2 separate regions of the Homo sapiens genome follow, and region 1 is linked to region 2. Evidence: read pairs that join two places in POLR2A ChIA-PET (ENCODE). Cell type or tissue: IMR-90. All regions are shown on one strand.

Region 1 (2,500 bases), 140 kb after region 2:
TTGTTTTTTTTTGTTGTTGTTGGCGGGGGCAGGGGTTGGCTAGTTTGTTGTCAATGTATAGGAATGCTACTGATCTTTGTATGTTGACTTTGTATTCTGAAACTTTACTGAATTTGTTTATCAGTTTTAACTGTTTTGATGGCGTTTTTAGAGCTTTCTGTATATAAAGTCATACCTCTGTAAACAGAGACAATTTAACTTCTTTCTTTCTGAATGGGATGTCCTTATTTTTATTTTTCTAATTGCGCTGGCTAGGATTTCTAGTATTGTGCTGAATAGAAGTGGCCAGAGTGGGCACTCTTGTCTTACTCCTTATCTTAGAGAAAAAGCTTTCAGCTTTTCACAATTGAGTATAATGTTAGCTGTGGGCTTGTTATATATGGTCTTCATTGTGTTGAATTACATTTCTTTTATAGTTAATTTCTTGAGAGTCTTTTTTAATCATGAAAGGATGCTGAATTTTGTCAAATGCTTTTGCTGCATCCGTTGAGATGATCATATAGTTTTTCTTCTAAATTTTGTTAATGTAGTATATCATATTTACTGATTTGCATATGTTAAACCATCATTGCATCCCAGGGGTAAATCCCACTTCATCACGATTAATGATTTTTTAAATATGCTGTTGAATTCAGTTTGCTATATTTATTTTATTACATTTTCCCATTTATGTTTATCTGGGATATTTTCCTATAGTTTTCCTTTCTTGTATTATCCTTGTCTGGCTTTTGTATGAGGGTGATGCTGACTTCATAAAATGAATTAGGAAGTTTTCTCTCCTCTTCATCTTTTTTTTTTTTTTGGAAGAGTTTGAGTAGGATTGGTTTTAGTTCCTCTTTAAATGTTTGTTGGAATTCACCTATGAAACCATCTGGTCTTGAGCTTTTCTTTATTGGGAAGTTTTTCATTACTCACTCAGTCTCCTTACTCATTATTGGACTGTTTAGATTTTCTATTCCTTCATGGTAGGTTGTATGTTTTTAGGGATTTATCCACTTATTCCAGATTATCCAATTTGTTGACATAAAATACATTCTTTGAATTTCTGTGGTATCACTTTTAATGTCTTCTTTTTCATTTATAATTTTATTTATTTGAGTTTTCTCTTTATTTTTTCTTAGATAGCCCAGATAATTGTTAATTTTATCCTTTTTTAAAAAGATCTCTTAGTTTTGTTGATTTTTTATATTGTCTTTCTAGTCTCTGTTTTATGTATTCAGAAGTAATCTTTAGTTCCTTCTGTTAACATTGGGCTCAGTTTGTTCTTTTTTTCTACTTCCTTGAGGTATACAGTTAGGTTGTTTATTTGAGACCTTTGTTTTTTCTTAATATTGGTACTTATTACTATAAACTTCCCTCTTAGGACCACTTTTGTTGAAGTCCACACATTTAGTTATGTGTGTTTCCATTTTCACTACTCTCAAGATACTTTTGGATATCTTCTTTGATCCCTTGGTTGTTCAGGAGTGTATTGTTTAATTTCCAAGTTAGAATTGGGAACAGAAATTATTTATAAAAGAGGCATTTGCTACTGAGCATGTTTTGGTCTTCAGTTAAATTCTTTTTAACTTCTGGCTCCATAGTGTAATGGTTCTGGAATTAGCAACAATAAAACATTAGTTACATTAGTGAGTAATGGTTTTATTTAAAACAGAATTAAAATGTCAACCCAGTGGTGCTGAGAACTAAATGTCCACTCTCTAAGTGGCTGGCCTTGTGAATGTCAGAGGCCATGGCCACTACTAATAGCGATTAGGTTGGTGTTTGAGACTCATGAAGCAACCTGCATTTCAACTTGCTATTTTATCTGAACCTCAAAATCTTTTGGGGAATACTTAGCATAACTTCTTTTACTGGTAAAAAATCCTAAAGCTCAGAAAAGTTAATCTGCTGGAAGTCGTAAAGCTTGTAGGCAGTGACAGAGCCCAGGAGGTTATAAAGCAACCTAGTGGATAGAGCAAGAGTCTGATTCCAGGCCTCAGGCAGTTTGGGTGTCCATGTAACTCAGGTACTGGTATGACATACAGTCACCATGTATGAATGGGGAATAATGCCTACTTCATGAAGACATAATATGTAAGCTGCTTAGTGTAGAGTCAGCCATTGACTTGAATGCTTCCTGAATGTTAGCCATTTTTTTTTCATCGTCCATGTAACTTTCCACTAGATCACCTGTGTGTTGACAAACACAATCACAGGCAACCTTCAACTTATCTAGTTTCCCAGATTACCCAGGAACATTCCCCCCACACCGGAATTGACTAAATTTGCTCAATTCTCCCCTCTCAGCTTGTTTGTTCTAGACTTTGGGGAAATTCCCTCACTCCTTCTTTTCCTTCCCTCTGCTTTTGCAGCCAGCACTTCAGCCTGAGCCCCATCCTCCCTTCTCTGAACTTGAGTCCCAGCCTCCTGGCTCTGGAGCTGCAGGGGTGGGGGTGGGGAGGGGGTGGGGTTTATAGAGGGCAGGGCTTTGTTGTAGGTAGGAAAGGAGAAATTAGAG
Region 2 (2,500 bases):
CCCCAGAAGGATGTGCAGACCACCTCTGCCTTTGGTTTATGTGGAATGTCACCCCCAGCAAAACCCATCTTGTGCTAACAACACACAGTTATGGTGTTTCTGTAAGAAACCTTAACTTGTCCTGAGAATTTGAAGAGGAATCCTTCCGCTTCCAGAGATCTTTGTTATTCGCTCTCATGACCTATCTATCTTGGCATGATGTGATGGTTGTATGAATGCCAGCAAATCACTATAGACTCTAAGTTCACTGACAGCAGAGTCTGCCTTCTTTGTAAATAAATACTTTACTCTTACCACACATACTGAAATATAGTAGAGTTCAACAAATGTTTCTTAAATGATGAGGGGTCTTTTGGTCTTATATAGTTCAGGTGGTTGGGGTATGGAGTAAAGGATTTAAATATTTGGCCAATCAAATTAAAAAGGGAAGCTGTCCTGGATTTGTTTTAAGTGATGATCCAGGGCAGAGGATTTGCTCAGGACTTAGCAGTAGAATGATGCTCTACCTGAAAAGCTTGTTTGTTTTTGCTGAGTAGGTACTGAGCACTTTCTCACTATTTTTCTCTCCCTTCTCACATTGGTAGCTGCAAACATAGAGCTTGTTTTGTGGTACTCCTATAACACATGTATACATCTATGCCCCAAATCCAGTCCTGGATCCATCTTATTTACAGTTTTATTCCCTTTTACCTTCTGCTTTTGTTTTTACTATTAAAATTTTTTTTAAATTTCAAATTTCCAAATGCAACTCCTTGAAATTCTTCATAATCATTCTTCATAATTCCTCATAATTCTTCAAAAAGAATTCCTTAAAATCATCTAATTTAGTACATAATTAAGTTGTCTGTGTTATCTCAAACATGCCTTTTTATAGTTGATTTGATTCAGTCAGAAAGTTCACATATCACATCGGGTTGTGCGTCTCAATTCTTTTTAACTTTATAGCAGTCCTCCTTCCCCCTCTTCTTCTTTACCATTTATTTATTTGGAAAAAAAATCATGTATCTTGTAGAATTGCTCACATTTTGGACTTTGGTGATACATTCTTGTGGTTTTTGTCTGAGACGTTTCCTCATACTTCGTATTTCCTCTAGACTATCTACAGGCCTGATCAGGTATGTTTTTTTTTTTTTTTTTTTTGGAAGTCTCACTCTGTCACCCAGGCTGGAGTGCAGTGGCACGATCTAGGCTCACTGCAACCTCTGCCTCCCGGGTTCAAGCGATTCTCCTGCCTCAGGCTCCTGAGTAGCTGGGATTACAGGCACGCGCCACCATGCCCAGCTAAATTTTGTATTTTTAGTAGAGACAGGGTTTCATCATGTTGGTCAGGCTGTTCTCGAACTTCTGACCTCGTGATACACCCACTTTGGCTTCTCAAAGTGCTGGGATTATAGGCGTGAGCCACCGCACCCAGCCAGATTTGGATTTTTTAATGTGACTATTTCAGTGCTAGTGTTGGACTGTTCCTGCAGCGTTATATTAGGAGACACGTGATGTCTGATTGCCTTTCTTTTCTTAATTGATCAGTAAGATCAGATGGTGTCAGCCTGACCCATCCACTATAAAGTTCCCCACAACATCTTAATTAATGAGTTTAGCAGATTTAGATTTTTTTCTTTATCATTATTTCATTAGGACTGCAAAATAGTGATATTCTGATCCTATTGTTCCCTTTTATTTTTTATTTATTTACTTTTTGAGATAGAGTCTTGCTCTGTCACCCAGGCTGGAGTTCAGTGGCGCAATCTCAGCTCACTGCAACCCCCACCACCTGGGTTCAAGTAATTCTCATGCCTCAGCTTCGCGAGTAGCTGGGATTACCAGTGTGCTCCACCAGGCCCAGCTGATTTTTTTGTATTTTTAGTAGAGATGGGGTTTCACCACATTGGACAGGCTGGTCTCAAACTCCTGACCTCAAGTGATCTCCCTACTTGGCCTCCCAAAGTGCTGAGATTACAGGTGTGAACCACTGCGCCTCGGCCCCTTTTCTTTTATTAATTGTAATTCTTCTCTAAAGAATAGCTTCCCCTCAACTATTATTTGGTTATCACAAAATGCAGATTACATAAGGAAGCCAAGATAAATATGTAATATTTTTCCCTTGCCTATTTTTGAAATAAATAGTTGGTTTTTTTTATTTAAAATATCATTATTAATTTATGGATTTTTAGCATATTTGATGTACTTCAATGAATTGTGGCCATTATTCTTTTTGATGATCCAATTATTTTGTTTTTGGCCAGTGAAAGCTTCTTCAGGTTAGTTTCATTTGCCTTTTGTCTTTTGACATGACAATAGGAATTTTTGAAATCTGGTACAAGAAAATATTCCAGGCTCATTTTATACATTTATTGACTTATATCTGAAGGAATTATTTTTCCAGAAAGTTCTGATCACTTTTGGTGATCCAGGTGCTGAGAGGTACTTGTTGCTAATGGATTGATGATTTATTTCTTTCAGGTCTGTGTAATAGACAAAGTTAGGAAGTTCATAATTTTTA

The links. Peaks named below come from ENCODE experiments on the same cell type or tissue, not always from the same donor. Only the 100,000 strongest peaks of a DNase experiment are listed, where the experiment ranks them.
Region 1: POLR2A ChIA-PET joins it to region 2 with 5 read pairs; 2 of 35 experiments call an interaction of 5 or more read pairs at or near these places.

What each region holds. Positions count from the first base shown.
Region 1 is chr3:187,309,562-187,312,061 of GRCh38, forward strand. No RefSeq gene overlaps it. Among named protein-coding and RNA genes, the nearest start is that of MASP1, 19 kb to the left of the region's middle. In IMR-90, no CTCF peak of the experiment used is centred here; no DNase peak of the experiment used is centred here.
Region 2 is chr3:187,169,244-187,171,743 of GRCh38, forward strand. No RefSeq gene overlaps it. Among named protein-coding and RNA genes, the nearest start is that of RTP1, 27 kb to the right of the region's middle. RefSeq lists an enhancer at 1,600-2,101. In IMR-90, no CTCF peak of the experiment used is centred here; a DNase peak (open chromatin) is centred at 1,058.